Regions from separate parts of the Mus musculus genome. Here regions 2 and 3 are each linked to region 1. Evidence: chromatin loops called from intact Hi-C (ENCODE). Cell type or tissue: left cerebral cortex. All regions are shown on one strand.

What was found. Hi-C counts contacts between places; a loop is a spot of excess contacts. Peaks named below come from ENCODE experiments on the same cell type or tissue, not always from the same donor. Only the 100,000 strongest peaks of a DNase experiment are listed, where the experiment ranks them.
Region 2: a loop joins it to region 1, with 6 times the contacts of the local background. A loop is called at or near these places in 24 of 42 quality-filtered maps.
Region 3: it touches region 1 in a loop (6-fold over the local background); 17 of 42 quality-filtered maps call a loop at or near these places.

What each region holds. Positions count from the first base shown.
Region 1 is chr8:22,806,406-22,808,905 of GRCm38, reverse strand. It overlaps a transcript of Ap3m2 not described here. Among named protein-coding and RNA genes, the nearest start is that of Ap3m2, 2.0 kb to the right of the region's middle. In left cerebral cortex, CTCF peaks have their summits at 230 and 962; DNase peaks (open chromatin) are centred at 840, 1,451, 2,142, 2,417 and 1 more place; H3K4me3 peaks cover 2,495 bases; H3K27ac peaks cover 2,314 bases.
Region 2 is chr8:22,894,759-22,897,258 of GRCm38, reverse strand. All of the region lies in intron 3 of Kat6a (K(lysine) acetyltransferase 6A), which reads right to left. Among named protein-coding and RNA genes, the nearest start is that of Gm46036, 36 kb to the right of the region's middle. In left cerebral cortex, a CTCF peak has its summit at 951 (motif pointing right); a DNase peak (open chromatin) is centred at 931.
Region 3 is chr8:22,876,112-22,878,611 of GRCm38, reverse strand. The region is part of intron 3 of Kat6a (K(lysine) acetyltransferase 6A); the gene reads right to left. Among named protein-coding and RNA genes, the nearest start is that of Gm46036, 17 kb to the right of the region's middle. In left cerebral cortex, no CTCF peak of the experiment used is centred here; DNase peaks (open chromatin) are centred at 434 and 1,320; H3K27ac peaks cover 2,399 bases.

The sequences.
Region 1 (2,500 bases):
GGACGGCAGGTTTTGCTGTTCCGTTTGCCTGATGACCTGTCTGCAGGCTAGTGGTATCAGTTTATGCCTGCATATTTTTTAAAATTCAAGTATTAAATAAAGTTTCGGGTGCTCTCCAGTGTTCCAAAGCCCATTAGGTAGACAGAGGGTATTCCAACACACGGACGTTCCTTGTTTAAACTTGTTTAAACTTTTGCTTTTGCTTTACACATAGCGCTTAGTACACACGGCAAAACTGAAAACTACAGGCTGCTCTGAGAGTTTCCATTTCCCAACCGCTAGTCTCACAGCTGCCTAAGCAACCACTTCCTGAAATGCAAATACACACGCCAGCGCTCACACTCGCTACCCCATACCATACATACTGATTATTGAGTACTCAGGGAAATCTCTACCCCTTCAGCTCGCCCCAGGGACCAACTTTCACAAGGGAGAGGCCAGCGCTGGCCACTTCTAGTCTCTGTAAGGAGCTCCCTTTCTGTTTTTCTTCCGGCAAACTGATTCTGTTTGGCTTCCCTGAGCCTGCTCGCCCAGTCCTTAGCGGAGTCGATGTGGACAGGAAGCAGGTGTCCGGCGCCATCCCAGGGCAGGCCTGCGTGGGAGCCGATGGTCCCCGCAGCGCAACCCGAGTGACTCCGGCGAGACCCGCCTCCCCCTGCACCTTAGAAACCGCACCACCCGTCAGCTGGCTTCAAAACAAAGAGTCCATTCAGCGGCTTCAGATGCTGGCTCGTCGCCATGGCAACCATCCTCCGCCTCCTCCCCTACCCTCCCGACTCCCCGCAGCTGCGTGGGTGGAGGCGCCGCTTTGTCCGCGGGGGCCGGCTTTATTTCCCGCCTTTGCGGTGGACTAGAAAGGAGTCACCCCCGGGAATTCACTGTGGAAGCCGCAAGTTTCTTTTTTAGCCAGGATGGTTGGGTCCAGAGAGCCTGTCCCCGCAGGCTCAGCAGCGCCACCTTCCGTGGCCAAGAGCGCACTGCCCAGTCCGCCGCTGCGCAAAAGCTCCGTGGGACTCCCTATTGTCGCTTTTCTAGTGGCGTTCACATTTGAACAGCTAGAGCTTTCTTGGCTGAAAAGACAGAATGGTTATGTAAACAATCAAGATGATTTGTTTTGTGTTTCAGATGGTTATTTTCAATGATTATGCACTTTCAAAGAACTTGTATTTTTGATGAAATTCTCAATATTTACTTTGTCTATTCTATGAAGGAACTTTTTAAAAAATAAAAAAAAATCTATAGCGCCAGAAAAAAAAAATCTTTGGCTGCCACGTGAATTTGGGAGTTGGGAGGTTCTTATAGGTCCACACGCCTATAAGCTGTCTGAGGAATCCTAGAATGAGGACAGATGGAGCTTACAAGATCTGTCTGGGGAACTGGGCGTGGGGGGGAGTACAGCCTAAGAGAATAGATCAAGAGAGAGAAGGCGGAACAGTGTGCAGAGAAAAATAGGCTGGTGTCTGTGTGCTGAGGAGCATAGGACGAGTTATACAAAGTCACATTTCCGCGTCTGGTCTGTGGGAGGGAGTGGTCACGGTCTTCCTTACATTGTACTTAATAAAGGCAGATGCTGAAGGGAATTCTGGGGCAGCTGCGTCACATCTCACTGAGTCAACTTTTAACAAAACTTGAAAACTCATTCTCAAATGATAAAAAGGCCACCTGTAACACTCAGGCAATGCTAAGTAAGCCACGCAGAGAAAAGGAAACCCAGGAGGTGACTTGACAGAGGAAGTTTTTCTGGTCTTCACTTCTAGCTACAAAAAAACCCACATTTGATGAACAGGAAGCAGCTGGGTCTGGCACACAGTAGACAAATGTTTGCAAAGCAGAGGTTTGGTTTGCTTCTGAGAGTAATCTTTATCTAAATAACTACTTAGAAACTAAGTATGTTATTTGAAAACTTCTTTTTTTTTGGACCAATCTCTTTTCTTCCTCCGGAAATCTTCTCATTTGATGACTATTTCTTCTGTAATTTCAAACGGGACGTATGAGGCAATGTCACAAATCGTTCTTTTTTTTTTTTTTAAGCTTTGAAATTATTTTTAAAATTTCTTCTCACACCCCTCCCCCGCGCGCGCCCGGCCCCGGGTGAGTAGCGACCAGGTGGGCAGCACAAGCCTTTAATCCCAGCACTCCGGAGGCGGGAGGCAGAGGGAAACAGTTCAAAGCTGTCCCGATCTGGAGACTTCCCGGCCAGCCAGAATTGTTCAGCGAAACTGTCTCAAGTAACAAAACGAAAGGGAAAATAAACACACACACACACACACACCCGTTTTTGCATGTATGAGGTACGCGTTTGCATTTGTGCATGGAAACACTTGTAGGAGTCAGAATATCACTCCTCACCTTCCATCTGATTTGAGGTAGGGCCTCTTGTTTTTAGGTACTGCCAGAGACCTTTCGGAGACTCATCTAGATTGGCACGACCGTCATCACCGCAGTTTGTCATTTCATCTTACAGTGTGCCCAGCAGTTTTTGCAACCCCCTTCACACTTC
Region 2 (2,500 bases), 88 kb before region 1:
CTGTACTTCTTGGCTGTTGCCTTATGTCAGGGCTTCATTTTACCTGTGATCACCTTTGTCCCTCAAATTTTTTAAACATTCCCAGTTATATAGATACAAAAAGTAGACATACAAACTCAATATATAGTGATAGTAGGTAATAATGAAATTTAAGACAGGTCTTTGGCACAGTTATTTTTACCATTCATTAAAAATGAAAGTAAATTTGCACAGTAAGATATACAGGTTTGTTTATTTTTACATAAGGAATTAAATCTTGGCTGGATATCTAAAAATGCAGGACATAGCAATGTCAACATTATTCAAAGTTTACCAATATTTTGATTTTATAATTGTGGAAATGCTGTTTCACCCTAATATATAGTATAAAATGTCAGACGTATAATTAAGGCCATTTTAGAAATTATTGGAAACTCTGTCCTAAACCCAAGCCAAAATCCATACAACTTTTTATGAAATTTGTCAGCAACTCAAATTTAAATATTATTAACTTTTAAACATTTAAAAATAGTAAGTTTAAAAAGCAACTACTCCAATACAATACATTCCAAAGATGCACTGGTTTGATATTCACATGTGAAAGAATGGCAGTTGTAACATCCTAGTGGTCATTATTTTCCATAATTAAACCATTATGTTTCTACAGCAGTAGAAACATTTAACTGTAGGATAAAAACACTACAGTTGATAACACACAATGGCCCCGTCCAGATCTGAACTGAGGCCCTTTGAGTAATGTTCACTGGGGTTGTAAGTGGGAGCTCTCAGGCAGTACATGCTGCTAGTGTAGCTTCAGAACCAAGGATGCAGTGAAACTGCACAATGCCACACAGGTTAGCACTGCCACAAACACCTAGCTCACTGATTTTTTTTCCCCCTGTAAAACCTACATTCAATTGTATGACATTATGGGGTTGTAAGCCAAGTTTAAGCCCATGTTGAAATATCCTCAATAGTCACCAGATGGCAGTATTGAAACAAACATATGAACTTTTTAAACCATCTTTGAAAAACACCAACAGTAAAAAAAAATTAGCCCAGTAGCTTTGTCTATTAAAAATTTAGATCATGGAATAACTTCTAGACACAAACTTTATTATATCTTACATAAGGAACATTTTGAGATTTCCAAATCCATCACTTGAAATACTATCTTGTAAAGCCTAGTGAAAATTAAGATAAAAAAATCTGAATAAGTACACAGCAAGATCCAGTTTCAAAACAAAAAGGTATATTAAGAAGTATCTAATTCATGTAACAATGACACTAACAAAGAGCAGTCACTCTGAACATGAGACAAGAGAGAGAGATAATGCTTGCATAGGTCTTCCAGGCCTGAATGCAAAGTGTCTGTTAAACATGCAAAAGAAAAGTAACTGGCCTACAAGTCACTGTTCAATCCACAGTGCGTCATAGGAGCCTACAGCAACTCCCGAAATCAGGAAGTCCTGAGTGCACGGGCAGAGGAGTAGGCTCCCGGTTAACAGGTCAGGTCTAAGATGACTGAGGGGACAAAGGTTTTGGGAATGGACAGTGGTGATATGGTTCTACAGCACTCTGCGTGTATGTAATTTTAGCACATTAACAAAATAGCCCCAGCTGTTTTACCTGCCCCATTCTCACAAAGCAGATGACTTAAGCATGCTATGCCTTGATTGCCCTTACTTTGACCCCTTTATTTTTACCTGTGTCTATGAAACTCTCCCCCTGGGCTATCTTGTATGGGGACTACTGACTAAATTTAGAAAAGCAACTGAAGTGCTCCACAAAAATCAAAACTATTTAAATCGACTATTAATAATTAATTTTTACTGAAATTAAAATTTCACTATTTCATACTTACTGTGCCCACATTAAAAAAAATTGAGTTTTCTTATCTAGTGTCATAAAAATAACTCACCTTAACAACTTTATTGCAAGACAAATCTAAGAATTAAAAATTGTGCATTGAGTACTGCTTATTCTCAAAGTTAAATCCACTTCTGACACTACTTCTCTCATCCAGGAAGAGCACTCTACATGAACCACCATAAACTTCTCTCAAGTCTGCCCCGTGAAGTGACAGCTTAGATCTTACCTCTTTGAGTCTCCCAGAGATTTTTCAGGACATTGCTTGTCCTGACCCTTTCTTCTCCAATAATCAGGTAAATATAACTCCAAATTAATTTTCCCACAGATAGATGCAATTGAAAGAACTTAACTTTTAGCAGATGTGAAGCATGGTTGAAAATACCTATTGCTAAAGCCTTCTGCTGTATCTAAGTACCTAAAGGTTAACGGCTGGGTCCCAGCGTAGATGGCTGGAAACTGGACTATTCTCAGGCATGGTATCGTGAGGGAAACGAAGTGATGGCAAGAGTACAGTCCCAGGTGGCTGGAGACATGGCTCAGTGGTTATGAGCTTGCTGCTCTTCCAGAGGCTCTGAGCTGGTTCCCAGCACCCACACAAAGCAGCTAGCTCACACACTCCCATAGCTCCGGCTCCAAAAGATCTTCCAGC
Region 3 (2,500 bases), 70 kb before region 1:
AGGCAGAGAATGTAATAGAGTAGATGTAATTACAGTACGCCTGTAATAGGCTAAAGAGGCTGAACTTAAGTGCTCTACATAAAGGGTAAACTATGTCAGGACTCCCTTAGGACAAAGGTCTGTTTTGATTGCTCAATCCCCAGCACACACAATGGTCCTATGTGTGGGTTTTGTCACCACAGCTCACTGATGAAAGGAACCGATCTTGAAAGATAATTATGCAACCTGTAAAGGAAAAAAAAAATGAAGGCTGCCCAACCAGGGAAATGAGAGAAAGGCAGGGAGGCTTGACTAAACCCGAGAAGTGACTTGGTATTTTTGTTCATCGGCACTCAATGTCACCTTCCCTTCACTAAAGCAGCAGAGACTGCTGGGGCTCAGGATATACCACCCAAAAATATGACGGCAGTAGGAGACCAGAATGTGCTACCCCAAAATAGACTTCTTTGGCATATTTTGAGTTTGTTATTTTGAGAAACTGCAGACACTGGAGTGGCTCTGAAAAGCCGTCCTTTTATAAAAGGCATTCACATCTCTGAGAGAAACACACAATGTAAAGTACAAGCAGCAAGAAGGCCTCCGTGAGATGATGCTGGAGACGGTTTAGCGGCAGAGCAGGAGGAGCCTGAGCTCACCTGGTAGCCTGGTCGCGCTTTCCTCACCATGGACTACTAGTGACCCTGGCCCCTATCCTTCTGCTGTGCAGGACAGTAACTGTTCTGTTCTGTTCTGTTTTGCATGGGTGTGGTGTGTATGTATATATTCATGTAGCTATGAATGCATATATGCACGTGGAGACCAAAGCCACTATTGAGTATCTTCCTCTACTGCTTCCTACACATAAACACACATACATGCATGCATGCATGCATACACTTACTTGATCTCAGAGACAGTGTTTCACTGAAGGTGGATTCAGCAGGCAGGCTAGACACTGCGCTCCCGGGTTCTCCTGTCTACCCTCATACCCAATGCTGACTGTGTACATGGGGCCTGGCTCTTTTAAAACATGGGTGCTTGGAACCTACACTACATCCCCATGCTTGCGCGGCAGCAATGTGTCCTGTCAACCTAACTGCTATCACCTGACACTGAACCTGGCAGTGACGGTGTGAAGAAACTGTCTGAACATCTTAAGAGCTGTATACATGGATTAATAACACCTATGATTTCATAAATAGTTTCACAGACATGTAACAAATGCAAAAGATGTTAGCAGTCAAGATTTTTTCAACGCTTGTTAATTTCATGCACTACCAGTCTTTCTAGAGAAGTAGTGTGGTGTGGTGGAGAAGTGAAAGGAAGTCTCCGTAACCTGCAACACTTAGACACAGGACACTACATTTGCACAGAGCTTATGGGGAGATGTGAGCCTCCTTTTCCTCCTCATCCAGCTCTGCTCTGCTTGGCTGGCGGCACCCGAAACAAACAGCTATTTTAAAGTCTTCTTTCAAAGGTAAGAAATGAGAATCCATTGTAGGGGCACACAACTTGAATCCCAGCACTTGGATACAGAGGCAAAAGATCAGAGTTCAAGGTCACCTTAGTTACACAGTTTGAGGCTAGACTTTGTCTCAAACAAAACAAACATAGAAATTTCAAAGTTATATTTTAATCTAAAAAAAATGACAAAACCAAATAAATTATGTAACATACAAGGAGAATAAAAGAGAATTCTCTCCTGAAAAATGACATATGAAAAGTTCCCAACACCCGACAGCATAAATTTAACAACAAATTACAGCAGGTACTTCCCAGCACATTGACCAATATACTGTCATTTGTTTGTTTCCTTTGTATCCATATACTACCTGACTCAATGATGAGCACAAAATAACTACATAAAACAGTTCTTTAACACTGCAATAAAAATGGATCATTTGATCTGTCTTGACTTGTCTGTGCTAACTGTCCCAAAACTAAGATTCTTTTTCCCTATTTTTATCGCATAGATTTAAACTATACGATATTATTTTGACAAATATGCATACTGAAATGGTTGATTATAAATGCATGTACTATGTATGTAAGAATATAAACGGTACAGCGTGTTCACCATTTCTTGACTTACTTTAGATCCAGTGTAACAATAGTACTTTAAATGTACTTTCTCAGAAAAACTCAGATGTTAATAGATGCTAGTATGAACCACAGTCCTCCTAATGTGTGTCGGATCCTTGGGCCTGTCTATTCATTGTAACTATGATTTTCATCTTTGGCTGACATCTCATTTCCACAGTACTACTGCATAAACACTGTATTTTCTATCTCTGTTGTTTTTTAGAATGCACAAATACAGAGATATACATGTGCATGTATGCACATACGTACATACACGTGCCATATTTTATGTACTGCCTGGCCTTGTTATTTAATGTAATATCTATATTGTGGCAAATGGTATGATTTTCATTTTGTTTTGTTTTGTTTTGTTTTGTTTTGTTTTGAGGTATAATGAATGCAAGGGTATTTCAGTTTATCCATTGATCTATCAAAGACA